Linked DNA regions of Homo sapiens: regions 1, 2 and 4 are each linked to region 3. Evidence: read pairs that join two places in POLR2A ChIA-PET (ENCODE). Cell type or tissue: K562. All regions are shown on one strand. Region 1 overlaps ABCG4 (ATP binding cassette subfamily G member 4). Region 2 holds the start of SNORD150 (small nucleolar RNA, C/D box 150). Region 3 holds the start of H2AX (H2A.X variant histone). Region 4 overlaps NLRX1 (NLR family member X1).

Evidence for each region. ChIA-PET counts read pairs that join two places held together with the same protein. Peaks named below come from ENCODE experiments on the same cell type or tissue, not always from the same donor. Only the 100,000 strongest peaks of a DNase experiment are listed, where the experiment ranks them.
Region 1: POLR2A ChIA-PET joins it to region 3 with 5 read pairs; 23 of 35 experiments call an interaction of 5 or more read pairs at or near these places.
Region 2: POLR2A ChIA-PET joins it to region 3 with 9 read pairs; 29 of 35 experiments call an interaction of 5 or more read pairs at or near these places.
Region 4: POLR2A ChIA-PET joins it to region 3 with 5 read pairs; 24 of 35 experiments call an interaction of 5 or more read pairs at or near these places.

What each region holds. Positions count from the first base shown.
Region 1 is chr11:119,154,135-119,158,134 of GRCh38, forward strand. ABCG4 (ATP binding cassette subfamily G member 4) reads left to right here. Exons shown (of 15, transcript NM_022169.5): 3 at 1-9; 4 at 126-258; 5 at 391-441; 6 at 636-781; 7 at 2,195-2,318; 8 at 2,430-2,544; 9 at 2,738-2,880. Among named protein-coding and RNA genes, the nearest start is that of ABCG4, 7.1 kb to the left of the region's middle. RefSeq lists an enhancer at 2,513-3,013. In K562, a CTCF peak has its summit at 2,172 (motif pointing left); a DNase peak (open chromatin) is centred at 2,157; H3K27me3 peaks cover 379 bases.
Region 2 is chr11:119,189,611-119,193,610 of GRCh38, forward strand. It overlaps NHERF4 (NHERF family PDZ scaffold protein 4), which reads left to right. Exons shown (of 11, transcript NM_001168468.2): 11 at 1-603. DRC12 (dynein regulatory complex subunit 12 homolog) reads right to left here. Exons shown (of 7, transcript NM_001145018.3): 5 at 3,541-3,633; 6 at 1,100-1,230; 7 at 644-842. The coding sequence ends at 690. It overlaps SNORD150 (small nucleolar RNA, C/D box 150), which reads right to left and starts at 1,031; the gene lies at 957-1,031. RefSeq lists an enhancer at 1,690-1,984. In K562, no CTCF peak of the experiment used is centred here; a DNase peak (open chromatin) is centred at 1,871.
Region 3 is chr11:119,093,321-119,097,320 of GRCh38, forward strand. It overlaps HMBS (hydroxymethylbilane synthase), which reads left to right. Exons shown (of 14, transcript NM_000190.4): 14 at 1-229. H2AX (H2A.X variant histone) reads right to left here and starts at 2,145. Exons shown (of 1, transcript NM_002105.3): 1 at 554-2,145. The coding sequence starts at 2,074. The coding sequence ends at 1,643. It overlaps DPAGT1 (dolichyl-phosphate N-acetylglucosaminephosphotransferase 1), which reads right to left. Exons shown (of 9, transcript NM_001382.4): 8 at 3,822-3,977; 9 at 3,190-3,743. The coding sequence ends at 3,678. RefSeq lists enhancers at 942-1,161, 1,075-1,638, 1,639-2,202, 1,652-2,081, 2,203-2,766 and 2 more and silencers at 1,252-1,381, 1,392-1,531, 2,232-2,331. In K562, CTCF peaks have their summits at 1,701 (motif pointing right) and 2,433; DNase peaks (open chromatin) are centred at 1,681 and 2,291; H3K4me3 peaks cover 2,188 bases.
Region 4 is chr11:119,170,684-119,174,683 of GRCh38, forward strand. NLRX1 (NLR family member X1) reads left to right here. Exons shown (of 10, transcript NM_001282144.2): 2 at 673-790; 3 at 1,673-1,742; 4 at 2,218-2,306; 5 at 2,796-3,415; 6 at 3,770-4,000. The coding sequence starts at 721. Among named protein-coding and RNA genes, the nearest start is that of NLRX1, 4.0 kb to the left of the region's middle. In K562, no CTCF peak of the experiment used is centred here; a DNase peak (open chromatin) is centred at 1,978.

The DNA of each region.
Region 1 (4,000 bases), 61 kb after region 3:
AGGATACAGGTAAGGAAGAGACTGGGGTGGAATGGAGGCAGGACTCAGGAAGAAGTATCCCTTGGGGAACACAGAAGGTATTCTGAAAGGGCATTGACCCCCATCCTCAACCCACATCCCTGCAGGGAGTCTGGAATGAAGGGGCAGATCCTGGTTAATGGAAGGCCACGGGAGCTGAGGACCTTCCGCAAGATGTCCTGCTACATCATGCAAGATGACATGCTGCTGCCGCACCTCACGGTGTTGGAAGCCATGATGGTGAGGGCTGGATAGTCACCCCTCCTCCCAGCAACCCCCTCTGTCTGCTGTCGCCACCTTCACCATTGGCGGAGGGTTCAAGGCAGAGCTCCCTCCCACACATACTTTTCTTGCTTACTCTCTGGGCCCCAGGTCTCTGCTAACCTGAAGCTGAGTGAGAAGCAGGAGGTGAAGAAGGAGCTGGTGAGTGGGGAAGGGAGGCAGTGGGACCACTCCCTTTTGTGGTGCTGCTGAGCTCAAGGCCCCGAGCTGGGAGTGGGAGAGTGGTGGCCTAGGCCGAGACAATGCACTTAAGGGAGATGCTTTTTGAAGCTGGGGTGGTGCCTGGGGGAAGCAGAGACTCCGAAGCTGACCTGGCATGGGTGGGGTGGGGCCAGGTGACAGAGATCCTGACGGCACTGGGCCTGATGTCGTGCTCCCACACGAGGACAGCCCTGCTCTCTGGCGGGCAGAGGAAGCGTCTGGCCATCGCCCTGGAGCTGGTCAACAACCCGCCTGTCATGTTCTTTGATGAGCCCACCAGGTAGTTCTCTCCACCCTTTCCCACCAGGATACCCCTCTCCTCTCGGCCCTGAGCCAGGGCTGGAGGCTGCATCTTCTCCATGATCCAGAGCCTCTGTTCACAGCCTCCTGGGGCCAAGATAAGGGCTTCTTCCTCATCTCCACCCTTGCCAATTCTGTTGCTGTGAGCTGCCCCATCCTTCGCCTGGGCAGAGATCTAGGTGTCCTCCTTGATTGACACCTCCCTCTCCAGTCACCCTCAGCCATCAGTCACCAAGTCCTGTTGATTCTGCCTCCTTTTGATATCTCTCAGATTTGCCCTGCCCCATCTCTAATGTTGATGTTAAGTTCAGGACAGCAACAGATTCTTATCTGCTTGTCTCCAGTGTCTCCCAGTCAATCCTTTCTCCAAACTGCAGCTACAGTGAACTTTCTTTTATTTTTTTAAGATGGAGTCTCGCTCTGTCACCCAGGCTGGAGTGCAGTGGCACAATCTCGGCTCACTGCAACCTCTGACTCCCGGGTTCAAGCGATTCTCCTGCCTCAGCCTCTTGAGTAGCTGGAATTACAGGCGTGTACCACCACACCCAGCTAGTTTTTGTATTTTTAGTAGAGATGGGGTTTCACCATGTTGGTCAGGCTGGTCTTGAACTTCTGACCTCAGGTGATCCACCCGCCTTGGCCTCCCAAAGTGTTGGGATTACAGGCGTGAGCCACCGTGCCCGGACAGAGTGAACTTTCTAAAGACAAGTCTGCAGTGCTCACTCCCCTGCTTAAAACATGCAGTGTTTCCTTTCTGACTTGTCCTCGAAATAAAGTCAGGTGACTTACAAGGGCCTGGTCTGAACCTACTTCTCCAGCCTCAAGTCATGTACTTTATGCTCTAATAATACTGAGTTGCTTGTAATTCCCTGGTCAAGCCACATGTTTCATGCCTCTAAGCTTTGCCCATGCTGTGTCTTCTGCTGGAATGCCCTTCACCACTGTGCCTGCCCTCTCCCCTTCACCTGCTTAGCTCTTACTCCTGGGCTCGCTCAGGAACCTTCTCTGACTACCCTCCAACACCTGCTACAGCTGAGCTGAATCCGCCCCCTCTTTCACCCAGTGTTGCTACAGCACTTTCCACATTACCCAAAATCATCTGTGTGCTTGTCTCTCTCTCCTTCCAGACCAGAGTCTATGTCTTATTTATGCATCATTGTAATCCCAGTGCCTGGCATACAACAGGTCCTCAATATATGCTTATGAAACTGAACAGTGCTCTTGGCTTCTGGGTATCCCTCCAAGTGCCTGAACCGTAAAGGATACAGATGCGGCCAGAGTGCCCTCTTCCTGCCAGCTTCATCCCCTTCACAGCAGCTGCCCCGCCCCAGACACTCCCTTCTTTTGGCCTCACCCACCTCACGTGGCCCCCTGGTGGCCTCTCTCTGGACAGTGGTCTGGATAGCGCCTCTTGTTTCCAAGTGGTGTCCCTCATGAAGTCCCTGGCACAGGGGGGCCGTACCATCATCTGCACCATCCACCAGCCCAGTGCCAAGCTCTTTGAGATGTTTGACAAGGTGAGTGTCTCCAGGCCTCAAGGAGGATTGGCCTGAGATGGAGGGATGGAAGGGGGTCAGTAGGGGTGCCTGGCCCGCTGTTCCTTCCTTACCCTTCTCTTTCTGCTGCAGCTCTACATCCTGAGCCAGGGTCAGTGCATCTTCAAAGGCGTGGTCACCAACCTGATCCCCTATCTAAAGGGACTCGGCTTGCATTGCCCCACCTACCACAACCCGGCTGACTTCAGTGAGTGGGGGTCTGTTGGTAGGGGCTGGGAAACAGCAGTGGGCCGAACCTGGGGTCTCTGGTCTTGCACTCAGGCCTCCTAGGGGTAGAGATCTCACCGTCGCCTGCCTTCCCCACACACCCAAGGCGGGACTGACTTGCCCTTGGGAAGTGAGTGTGAATCTAAACTGAGCTCTCCACTCTGTGTCCCCAGTCATCGAGGTGGCCTCTGGCGAGTATGGAGACCTGAACCCCATGTTGTTCAGGGCTGTGCAGAATGGGCTGTGCGCTATGGCTGAGAAGAAGAGCAGCCCTGAGAAGAACGAGGTCCCTGCCCCATGCCCTCCTTGTCCTCCGGTGAGTAGGGGTGGAGAGGGCAGAGCAGGCATAGTTGGGGAGGGGAGACTGGACCATGGACAGTGGCCCTGCCAAAGAGGCTGTTCCCCAGAGGCATTGCAACCAATGGGTGCTAGGAAGAACCTAGGACTTGGAATCGACCTACTAGGAACAGCACTGTGACCTTAGGCACATTATTTAACCTCCTTGAGCTCCAGTTTCCTCATTGACTTATTCATTCAGCAAGTTCTTGTTGAGCAGCTACAGTGTGCTGTCCTCGGTCCTGGCATAGTGCCCATCTGGTAAGCAAGATCAACATGGTCCCCAGCTTAGTGGCCAGTGTGGCTTACTGTTCTCTCTAACTTAGAGATGATGATACTCACCTCACAGGGTGATTGGGAGGACTAATTAGATAATCACATAAAGCTCTTAGCACTGTAGCTGGTACAGCAGGCGTCTGCCCAGTGCTAGTTCTCTTCCTTAAATGAGACACTGTAACCCCTGAAAACCAGATTGATTAGTTTTTGTTGTTATTGTTGTCATTATCATCATTATTAAATAACATTACTGTAAAATTGGTGGCATAAAGGAATTATACCTGGCCGGATACAGTGGCCCACGCCTGTAATCCCAGCACTTTGGGAGGCCGAGGCGGGTGGGTCAGGAGATGGAGACCATCCTGGCTAACACGGTGAAACCCCATCTCTACTAAAAATACAAAAATTAGCCGGGCGTGGTGGCGGGCGCCTGTAGTCCCAGCTACTCGGGAGGCTGAGGCAGGAGAATGGCGTGAACCAGGGAGGCGGAGCTTGCAGTGAGCTGAGATTGCGCCACTGCACTCCAGACTGGGCGACAGAGCGAGACTCCGTCTCAAAAACAAAACAAAACAAAACAAAAAAAACCCAAAACAAAACAAAAAAGGAATTATACCCTTAGAGTTCATGTGTTTTGATGGATTAAAAAAGTAACCGATCTATTATTAGCCACCACGGGTGTCCATTACTTTCTTTCCATCTCCTCCCTCCCAAGTTTTTGCCCCCTTTTTGTGTCTGAATCTTGCTCTGATTCATACCCCTAAGCCTAGCTTTCAGGTACACAACTTAATGGTACAAGATTCTCTGTAGACCTGGAGGACCCCTAC
Region 2 (4,000 bases), 96 kb after region 3:
TCACAGGCTGGCCCAGGTGCTCCCTCCCTTCCTGCAGGCCCACCTGCCAGCAGAGGGTGTGGTTGGAGGCCTCAGACAGGTCCCTGAAGGAGTCTGAGGCTCCAGAGGATGTCATATGGGAGTTTTAGAGAGCTGTGTCCCAAGGATGAAGGTGTGGCTGTGGGTCTGGCTAGGATTGAAGCCATCTGGACCTTTTCTAGATATGACTCCAGGACCCTTGAGTGTAATGCAAAAATTTGGAGACCAGCTATGCCTGCCCTCTGTGGGTGCCTTAGCATTGCGGGAGGGTGGTGCTTGGTCACCGTTGCATTTGTTATAGAAATGGCCATTCGCCATAAATCTGACTGCCTGTGTTTGTGTTGGTGGGGGTAAGGGGCAGTGGTGTGAAGGGACCAAAAGGGCCTCAGGCTCAAGGGGTGGGATGCGGCTCCTGCAGGAGAGAGGTTGAGACCTGGTCAAATTTATTTCCTATCAATCACTGAATCTCAGGGATAATGGGTCAACCCAGAACTGAGATGTCTGTATGACAGCCACTCCTAAAAATAAACAACAACAAAAACAAAAAAAGAAGAAAACTAAATAAAAATAAAAATAAAAATAAGATCCACTTCTCTCTGCCAAACGGCCAGAGCCCACAGCTCTATTGAGTTCTACATCAAGACACTTTATTGCTGGGGCCTCAGAGAACACTAGAGACTAGGGGCTGGTGGCCTCAAAGATCCAGGGGGGGTGAGTCCAAACTGGCGTTGCTGCTCCTTGTGCCTGGCGTGAAGTCTCAGTGCTGCCCCATCCCACTGCTGCTTGATGGCTCTCAGCTTGGCCAAGAGCCTGTCCAGACTGTCCTGCAGACATCAATATTTCAGACCCCAGAAAGAGAGAGAGGGAAGGAGTGAGTGCTGCCCCAGGTTGGTTCATAAGCTTTCCTTGCCCAGTAGACATGGTCGTATCCCCTCTGTCTGCCCTCAGGATAGAGCAGGGCTCCCTTGGAGACGCTCCTTCTCCTTAACCCTGGGTTGTCAGTCATCATACGAGCTGGGGTTTGTGGGCATGGGGGAGTCCTGGGTACTGGGATGGCTGGGATCCAGGGGGTGGTGCTTACGTGTAAGATTTCCTCATACTTCGCCTCCATGTCTGCCATGTGGGCCCGAAGCTGAGCCAGGGCCTGGTCCCGCTCTCCGAGAGCTTGTTCAGCCTCTTCCCGGGCAGCTGCAGCCTCCCTTTGGCATGCCTCTGGGGGCAGGCAGGATGAAAGAGAGCAGGATGGTGACACTCTATCCTTGACCAGTCTCTCCAAAGGTATCTGGAAAGGAGACCTCAAATGGGCTCGTTCCAGACTCCCCCAGCATCACCAAATTTCCCGCAGTCCCTGTAAAAGCTGAAGCTCCACTGAGGTATATAGCAGAGAGTGGCGGGCTTGAGATAGAAGGCTCCAAAGTCGGATTACTACCTAGGTGACCACATGCATGTCTCTTTCTGAGCCTTGGTGTCTTCATCTTTTTTTTTTTTTTTAGATGGAGTCTCACTCTGTCGCCAGGCTGGAGTGCAGTGGCGCGATCTCAGCTCACTGCAACTGCCACCTCCTGGGTTCAAGCAATTCTCCTGCCTCAGCCTCCCGAGTAGCTGGGATTACAGGCACATGCCACCATGCCCAGCTAATCTTCGAATTTTTAGTAGAGATGGGGTTTCACCATGTTGGCCAGGATGGTCCCTATCTCTTAACCTTGTGATCCGCCCGCCTCGGCCTCCCAAAGTGGTGGGATTACAAGTGTGAGCCACCGCGGCTGGCTGGTGTCTTCATCTGTAAAGAGAGAATGACACATCCCTCAGGGGCATGCTGTGACCTTTAAACATGATAAATGGATGACAAAGCACCTAGCTAGTATACAGGAGGTGCTCAGTAAACATTGATTCATTGGCCGGGTGCGGTGGCTCACGCCTGTAATCCTAGCACTTTGGGAGGCCGAGGAGGGCGGATTACCTGAGGTCAGGAGTCCGAAACGAGCCCGGCCAACATAGGTGAATCTCCATCTCTACTAAAAATACAAAAATTAGCCAGGCATGGTGGCGCACACCTGTAATCCCAGCTACTCGGGAGACTGAGGCAGGAGAATTGCTTGAACGTAGGAGGTGGAGGTTGCAGTGAGCCGAGATTTGCCATTGCACTCCAGAATGAGCGACCAGAGTGAAACTCCGTCTCAAAACAAAAAACAAAAAACAAAAAAATCCCCAAAACAACAACAGCAAAAACAAAAACAATTGAGTCATTGATTGACTTGGAATTTGAGGTAAAGCAAAGATTAGGAAAGGAACCCAGAGTCTGAATGGCAGATAAGCAGCTCCTGGCCATCTATAGCTAAACCGAAGGCCTTTTTTTTTTTTTTTTTAGTTGGAATCTTACTCTGTTGCCGAGGCTGGAGTGCAGTGGTGCGATCTCGGCTCACTGCAGCCTCCGCCTCCTGGGTTCAAGTGATTCTCCTGACTCAGCCTCCCAAGTAGCTGAGATTACAGGCACACGCCACCATGCTCAGCTAATTTTTGTAATTTTAGTAGAGATGGCATTTCACCATACTGGCCAGGCTGGTCTCAAACTCCTGGCCTCAAGCAATTCTCTTGCCTTGGCCTCCCAAAGTGCTGGGATTACAGGGGTGAGCCACCGCACCCGGTTGAAGGCATTTTTAAGGTATGAAAACTTTGAGACCAAAATTGTGAAAGAGCTCATGTGTCATGCTGAGATATTTCAACATTATTTTGTAAGCAAGAGACAAGAGAAGCAAAGGCTTCCTGGTTTTTAAAAATATTTTTGCTTATTAGGAGTGTTTATTCATTTATTTGGTGAACAGTTATTTAGGATCTACCAGATGCTAGGTCTTGAAGATACAGAAGTAAATAAGTCAAACATTTCCCCTTAGTTTCATTGTAGAAATCAGCTAAACTAAAAGGGAATATGTTTTGCTCACAAGAGACATGGCAGTGGTGGGGAGTTAGGGCTGGACTTGAGAGGAGGAAATGGGGTGTGAGGCCTACATCTTCTTTTTTATTTTTATTTATTTTTTTGAGACAGAGTCTTGCTCTGTTGCCCAGGCTGGAGTGCAATGGCGTGATCTCGGCTCACTGCAACCTCTGCCTCCTGGGTTCAAGCGATTCTCCTGCTTCAGCCTCCCGAGTAGCTGGGATTACAGGTGTGCGCCACCACATCCGGCTAATTTTTATATTTTTAGTAGAGACGGGGTTTTGCCATTTGGCCAGGCTGTTCCTGGACTCCTGACCTCAGGTGATCCGCCCGCCTTGGCCTCCCAAAGTGCTGGGATTACAGGCCTGAGCCACCGCGCCTGGAGCCTCTTCTTTACTTACAGCAGAGATTTTTGGTATCCCGAACCCTCTGCTGCAGTCCTCAGTGGTGGAGGGTCAGCGAAAGTGGGGAAAGTGATCCAAGAGCCCAGACGGCAGCTTTCTGGAGCAGAGACTTTGAAGTCTACCCCTTCATGCTGGCCCTTGCTGCAACTCTTGGAGAGAAGGGGCTTGGAGGGTGGGGAAACCTACCTAGCTGCCCCCGAAGGCCTTTGACTTCTTCCTCCAGCTGCTTGCTGCGGGTTTGCATATCCTCCTGCAGGGCATGGCACTGGCGACTCATCTCTGGGGTGGGGGCAGTGGGCCACCAGGGACCCAGGTTGGAGATGGAGGGATGGAGAAAGGAAATGAAGTTGTGGGTGGGGAAGACTCTACTTGGTCTAGTGGAACAGGAGCACAAAGGCCTTCTTGGTTCTTTTTGTGATTCTGAGAAGCTGCAGACCATGAAAACCTGAGGAAGGGACAGGAAGCCCGACCTACCTCCCCCAGTCCAGCTTTGGATGGGGATGCTAGCCCTTCTCCCCGCCCATGGGCTGATTGAGATGATGGCTATGACTGCATGTGTATCCTACACAGCATCAAGCACATGGCACCAGGCATCCTGGAAGGCCCCTGCCTGGGATCCCAGGAACCTACCTGCCTTTGGTTCCTG
Region 3 (4,000 bases):
CCAGTGCCTACATCCCGGGCCTCAGTGCCCCATTCTCACTGCTATCTGGGGAGTGATTACCCCGGGAGACTGAACTGCAGGGTTCAAGCCTTCCAGGGATTTGCCTCACCTTGGGGCCTTGATGACTGCCTTGCCTCCTCAGTATGTGGGGGCTTCATCTCTTTAGAGAAGTCCAAGCAACAGCCTTTGAATGTAACCAATCCTACTAATAAACCAGTTCTGAAGGTGTTGTGTGTGCGCGTGTGGAGTTGGCGGGAAGATAGGAACAAACACAAAGCCCTTTCATCCTTACCTCAGAGGCTGGGACTTTTGCCCAGAGTTCTCCTGGTACGTCCTTTCTGCTTCTGCCTCAATAGTTTTCATTTCACACAGAATAAATTGTCTCCCAGGAACACCAAGAAACAGAGCCACAATCTTAAATTCCTATGGTTTGCCCCTTCAGTTAACAGTAGAGCCTGTTTATATTGCATGGCCCCTCCCACCCCTATTATCAGGAAAGTATAGAAAGTCACTAATTCTACAACTCTCTTGCAAAATGAAAACAAACGCTCCATTTAAAAAAAAAACAATCCTTTAATAAAATTAGTCCATCTAAAACTCCCCAATGCCTAAGGTTCTAGTCGTGGAAGGGTTAGCTGCAGAATTCCAGTTCAGAAGCCAACGGAGGCTCAGTCCAGACAGGGATTAACCGACTTGTGCTGGTATCTAGGTGCTTGGATTGCCGAGTTGAGTTTGCTGGAAGGGAAATGGGGCGGCGTCGGGGGGCCCGACAGGCCTGGCTGCCAGTCGGCTTCCGCGAAAACGACTCTTGCTGTCCACATAGCCAGCCGTGAAGCCAAACTGCAGGCCTCTGCCCTCCCCTAAATGTCCTCCTAGGAGGCAGTCACTCGGGAGGAAGATGTGCCTGTTACCAAGTGCTTCGTCCCGGCCCCAGCGCAGACCTATGAATGAAGATGGAGGGAGAGCTGATGTGAAAGGCCTGGGTCCCGGCCGCAGAAGGGGCGCCAGACCGAAATCGGCGATCGCGTCTCTCCCACCAAAGCCTCCCGGCCAGCGGCCGCGTCTGAAAGTCCTGGGCTAAGCACCACGCCGGGGGGGTACCAGACACCCCGGCTGCAGCTGCCGAGGGCCTCACTCACCTTCAGGGCCGCCGGCCTCTCGGCCTGGACTGCCCACCTCGGCCCTGCGTCAGAGCGGAAGGCCAAGTCTTCCAGAAGGTGCTGCGGCCTCCCCGCAGCCCCTTAGCGACTCGGGATGGGGCGGCTGAGTCACGAACGCCGAGGCGGGCAGGTGCGGCGCCGCCGGCCTCCCCCCGGCAGGCTCGGGTCTTCCGCGCCACGGAGGTCCCCGAAGAGCGCCCAAGCCGCATCCGGAAGGCCCGAACCCTACCGGAGGGCGGACGGCGGACAGGGCAGGGCCCGAGGCCGACGCGGCAGGCGGTGCGGGACGGGAGCGGGGGCGGGCGGGGACTCGAGGCCGGGCGGCGAAGGCGGGCGAGGGGAGGGGAGGGGAAGGGAGCCGCGGCCCGCTTGCCCCGCAGTCTGAAGCGGCTCAGCTCTTTCCATGAGGGCGGTGGTGGCCCTTAAAAGGGCCTTTGTGGTGGCATGGGGAGGCCTGGCGGCCGGCCGCGGCGCGGGCCCTCTTAGTACTCCTGGGAGGCCTGGGTGGCCTTCTTGCCGCCCGAGGGCGCCTTCGGCCCCACGGTGGCGCTGGTCTTCTTGGGCAGCAGCACGGCCTGGATGTTGGGCAGGACGCCTCCCTGGGCGATCGTCACGCCGCCCAGCAGCTTGTTGAGCTCCTCGTCGTTGCGGATGGCCAGCTGCAGGTGGCGGGGGATGATTCGCGTCTTCTTGTTGTCGCGGGCCGCATTGCCCGCCAGCTCCAGGATCTCAGCGGTGAGGTACTCCAGCACTGCCGCCAGGTACACTGGCGCGCCGGCGCCAACGCGCTCGGCGTAGTGGCCCTTCCGCAGCAGCCGGTGTACACGGCCCACTGGGAACTGGAGGCCGGCGCGCGACGAGCGCGACTTGGCCTTGGCGCGGGCCTTGCCGCCAGTCTTGCCGCGGCCCGACATGCTAGCGAGGTAGACCGGTGAAGCACGACGGCTCAAACACTAGAACAGACGCCCGCCGCAGTGTAACTGCTGTCGCGCGCGCGCCGCGAGGCCGCCTTTATAAGCCCCCAGGACACACCTCTGCGCCCTCCTGATTGGCTCTTTTCTCCAATACCCGCCTCCGGTTGGTTGCGGTTAACCCTTGGGTGTCGCGGCTCGGCTGAGGGAGCGCGCCCGCTGATTGGTCGAATTTGAAAACCTTTTGCCCGGGGAGAAAAGGCGAGGAGGAGGGGTAGCACGCAGACTGCCAACTATCCGCTGATGTAGCCAATCCTTGTAAAGCGCGCGAGATTTAAACACTACAATCGGAAACCAGAAGCGGAAGACCAAAGGGGTGGAGTCTGAGGCCACCTAGAGAGCGTCTGGGAAATCTGTGCCGGCGTAGGATTTTTAAAGGAAAGGGGTCAATATTATAGCTACTGCAGCCCTCCTTTCCAGGTCCAGTCACTCCCTACTCCCTTCTCCTACCTGACAAAGGGAGAATGGAAAAGTGAAGAAATTAGACCCCTTAAAAGTTTTCTTTTTTTTCTTTCTTTCTTTTTTTAATAGACCGGGTGTCACTGGCTCTGTCACCCAGGCTGGAGTGCAGTAGTGTGATCTCAGCTCACTGCAGCCTCGAACTCCTGGGTTCAAGGAATCCTCCCTGCTAAACCTCCCTCGTAGCTGGTACTACAAGTGCTCCACCACACTTGGCTAATTATTTTATTTTTGTAGAGACGGAGTCTCGTTTTGTTGCCCAGGCTGTCTTGAATTCCTGGGCTCAGGCAATCCTCCTGCCTCAGCCTCCTAAAGTGCTGGGATTACAGGCATGAGCCACTGCACCCGGTGACTCTTTGAAAGTTTGTTCCCATGCCAGGAAACAGGATAACTTCAATTTTGTGGCCCTCCATGCCACCTCTAGTATCAGGATTTAAATATTTATTCAATATGTTCTGTTTGGTCTCAGTTCTGTTCACTTCTTGTTAGACGGGGTCTGATGGGGCAGAGAGATAGGCATCCTGTTGGAGGAAGTACCCCCACCACCCCTCCCAATCTACCCAAAAATGCCCATATAGGAAATATACCTACATAAACAATAAGAAAAAGACAACACTTTATTGTCTCCATTGAGAGCATGTGGCCCCCTGCTTAGTTCTTACTAATCAGAACACTTAATTTACAATCAAATGACATGTCACCGTGGAGCCTGTGTTCCTAGCCCTGGCCCAAGTTCTATCCCAAAAACCAGTGGTTCCTTGAGAGTCAGGACTCTGAAATGTGAGTGTGGATAACTGCAAAAAAAGCTGCTGTATCCCACCCTATGAGGCTGCAAAGATGGGATGGAGAGGGAGAGAGTAGCAAGTTGCAGAAAGCCATAGGTAAAATCCAATCAGTAGTCAGCAGAGGGCAAGAAACGCCCAGGATGCCAATGATCACAGAGAAAGGAAAATGCTGAGAACAAAATCTGGAGGAGTATGAAGAGTGAGAGAGGCCTGGGCAAGGAGGCAGTCTGGGACCAGAGAGAGAGGTCAGCCTGAGTCAGGAATCCTAGAGACTGTGAGGTAAAGGACAATGATCAAGGGACTCAGACATCATAGAAGAGTCGAACGAGCTGATATCGAATGGAGAAGGTGATGGCACTGCCCAGGATCTGCAAGGAGAAATGGACTGGAGTAAGAATCACGCAGAAAGGGAGACACGGAGGTATAAACTCGATTCCCATCCTCACCTGCAGCAGCAGCAGGAGCAATGTGAGGTTTCTCTCATGTATGGGCCCAAGGACTTTAAGTAGCAAGTTGATGAGGGTCATGTTGTTACATTCAGTGAATTCACCATCTTCAGTCTCACTCTGGTGTACTGTCACCAGCTGGAGGCTCTCTGCCACCTGGAGGGACCAGAGGTGAAGAG
Region 4 (4,000 bases), 77 kb after region 3:
TAATTATTACTGGAAAATCTAGGCACAGAAAAGCCACTGAAAATGAACACAGGACTCCTATCTGAGCTTGCTGGTGGCCAAGAAGGAAAAAGGACACCTAAATAAAGCAGTTTACCAGGGTGGAACTCAGGGAAAGGTGTTCGTGAAGCTTCAGGGGAGAGGCAAGACGTGGCAGGAAGGCCAGGTGTGATGGCTCACACTTGTAATCCCAGCACTTTGCAAGGCCAAGGCAGGCAGATTACCTGAGGTCAGAAGTTCAAGACCAGCTTAACCAACATGGTAAACCCCGTCTCTACTAAAAATACAAAAATTAGCCCAGTGTGGTGGTGGGCGCCTGTAATCCCAGCTACTTGGGAGGCTGAGGCAGGAGAATCGCTTGGGCCCGGGAGGCATAGGCTTCAATGAGCCACAATCATGCCTGGGCAACAGAGGGGCACTCCATCTCAAAAAAGAAAAAAGAAAAAAAAGGTGGTAGGAGATAAAATGGGATTCCTCAAGCTGGAGTTTGGGAGAGGGACGAGAGCTGAAAACCAGGCCAGGGCTTCAGCAGGGCCAACATTTGAGGAAGGGCTGATCCTCTCCTGGGAGGAAGGTCCCTCCTTGGCTGGAATGGGGTTAGGGGTGCAGGGGAGGAGTGGTGGCAGTGATCCATTCGTACTATTCTTCTTGCAGGACAGAAGTCGGTCCTAGGCCCCCCAGGCTCTGACCTTCTTTCCCAGGATGAGGTGGGGCCACCATTTGCCCAGGGCCTCTTGGGGCTCTGGTTTTAGAAGAGCACTCCAGCGACCAGGTGAGCAGGAAGCAGGGGTTTCTGTTTTTACCTCTTTCTTGCTTTCCAGGGTCCACATGATGCCTCCAAGACAGCAGGGATCCAGACACCAGGTGCACTAGTCTCAGCTCCGTGGTTCTCTAGCTGTTGACCTTGAGCATGTCGCTTCACCTTCCTCAGCTGCCTTTTTCCCAACCTAAAATAAGGGAGTTGGACTTGGCCAGGTGCGGTGGCTCATGCCTGTAATCCTAGCACTTTGGAAGGCCGAGGCAGGCGGATCACAAGATCAGGAGTTTGAGACCAGCCTGGCAACATGGTGAAACCCTGTCTCTATTAAAACTACAAAAAAAAAAATTAACCAGGTGTAGTGGTGCACACCTGTAATCCCAGCTAGTTGGGAGGCTGAGGCAGGAGAATCATTTGAACCGGGAGGCAGAAGTTGCAGTGAGCTGAGATCGCACCATTGCACTCCAGCCTGGACAATAGAGTAAGACTCTGTCTCAAAAAAAAAAAAAGAGAGTTGGACTAGATCATCTTCGAGAGTCTCTTGTAGCTACATAAGTCTAGGAACTTGTCTGATTTTACTTTACATACAACAGAGATTTACTGAGTGCCTGCCGTACCGCAGACCTGGTGTTAAGTTCTAAGTAAATAATTGTGAACAAAAACAGACGTAAAGGGGACAAAAAAATTTTAAAACACCCAAATGTGATCCCTCTCATGGAGGAGAGAGGAATGAATGTTAATCGAATAATCACACAATGAAATATAAAATTGCAAAATAACTGCTGCAAAGGGGCAGTACATGCTGCTATGAGAGCAAATACTGGGGGGTTTGATGTAGACATGGGTTCTGTGTATTGCATGGGATCTGCAGATGCTATTTCTTCCTTCTCTCTGTAGATGATCGTATCCCCTTCCTGATCCACTGGAGTTGGCCCCTTCAAGGGGAGCGTCCCTTTGGGCCCCCTAGGTGAGGCCTGGGTGTCATACCTTAGGACTAGTCTGGGCACAACAGAGCAGACTGGGAAGGGTCAGGACTTGGGGCTAGCTTGATCTCTTGGGGACCTTGGGGAGGGGCTTGGTCCTTTGGGGGTGGGAGGACAGTGGCAGCTCCAAGGCCTGAGAGGAAGTTGGCTTAGATCATCTGTGGTAGAAGGCATAGTAGTCAGTGGAGGGAGGACCCTGTGGGAAGTGGGTGGAGCCTCACATGGCCAGCCTGAGTTCCAGGCGGGCAGTCAGCAGTGGGGTCTGGAGGGCTAGGGCTAAGGCCTCAGCACCTGGGAAGGGTGTGAGAGTCAGACAAGCCTCTAAACTTGGGGGTCCAGTGTGGGGCCTTTATCTCAGGAAACCAGAAGTCTAGCAGTGCAGATAGGCTTGGACCCAGAGCCTGTGAAGGGGCTGATCCAAGTTACAAGTCCCAGCTCATCCCCTCTCCTTGTTCCCAGGGCCTTTATACGCCACCACGGAAGCTCGGTAGATAGCGCTCCCCCACCCGGGAGGCATGGACGGCTGTTCCCCAGCGCCTCTGCAACTGGTAAAGGGACTGGCTGGGACCCTGGTCAGGGGGTGTGGTGGGCAGACGGGGCTGGAAGGAGAAGCAGGGTGAGGGAGGCATAGAGGATCCACTGCCATCTTCCATCGGTGGTCCCTCCTCCTCTCTCTCTCTCCCTCCCATCCGTCTATGTATCCCTTCCTGCAATACTCTTGCAATGCACACTTATATGTACAAAGCGCTAGGAGAGCCATACCATCCCTATGCTCAACAAAGTTGGGTCAAGCAGGTTAAGACGGCACATAGGTCACTGTGAAACCAGTTTGTCCAGTGGCTTCCCACTTTCTGACATAGGGGTTCCAGACTTTCTGGACAGTCTATATTTTCTCAGGGAGTCTTGTGTGCCCACCATTGTGGGCCCCAGCATCTATGCCGTGATGTCCCAGCCTGACCTCACCACCGCCCTGATTGGCCCTAAGCTACATCTCCAGGCCCCTTTCCCTGACACATTTCCCTTATCTTCCCACTCAGAAGCTATACAGCGGCACCGCCGGAACCTGGCTGAGTGGTTCAGCCGGCTGCCCAGGGAGGAGCGCCAGTTTGGCCCAACCTTTGCCCTAGACACGGTCCACGTTGACCCTGTGATCCGCGAGAGTACCCCTGATGAGCTACTTCGCCCACCCGCGGAGCTGGCCCTGGAGCATCAGCCACCCCAGGCCGGGCTCCCCCCACTGGCCTTGTCTCAGCTCTTTAACCCGGATGCCTGTGGGCGCCGGGTGCAGACAGTGGTGCTGTATGGGACAGTGGGCACAGGCAAGAGCACGCTGGTGCGCAAGATGGTTCTGGACTGGTGTTATGGGCGGCTGCCGGCCTTCGAGCTGCTCATCCCCTTCTCCTGTGAGGACCTGTCATCCCTGGGCCCTGCCCCAGCCTCCCTGTGCCAACTTGTGGCCCAGCGCTACACGCCCCTGAAGGAGGTTCTGCCCCTGATGGCTGCTGCTGGGTCCCACCTCCTCTTTGTGCTCCATGGCTTAGAGCATCTCAACCTCGACTTCCGGCTGGCAGGCACGGGACTTTGTAGTGACCCGGAGGAACCGCAGGAACCAGCTGCTATCATCGTCAACCTGCTGCGCAAATACATGCTGCCTCAGGTGGGTGGCCCTTTACCCCAGGTTATCACTGCTGCCCGTTGACTCGCCCCCTAGGTCCTGGGTTACTTTAACTCCTGGTCCCTTCACTTCCCAGTGGTGCGACCCTGAGCAAGTCAGTAACTTCCCCAGCCTTCTGTTCCTTTCTTTTTGAGTTGCTCTGATCAAATGGGGTACTGCATATAATATTAGCACAGCGGCCTGGATCACAGCAGGTGTTCAGTAATTGCTAGTTATAACTGTTATCCTCATCAATGTCTTCATCCTTGGACACTCCGTCTTCAGGGGTCCCCTGGGAATAGAAGCAGTCAACAGGACACTAAGGTCTTTCTTAACTCTCAACCATGCTCTTCCCAGGCCAGCATTCTGGTGACCACTCGGCCCTCTGCCATTGGCCGTATCCCCAGCAAGTACGTGGGCCGCTATGGTGAGATCTGCGGTTTCTCTGATACCAACCTGCAGAAGCTCTACTTCCAGCTCCGCCTCAACCAGCCGTACTGCGGGTATGCCGTTGGCGGTTCAGGTGTCTCTGCCACACCAGCTCAGCGTGACCACCTGGTGCAGATGCTCTCCCGGAACCTGGAGGGG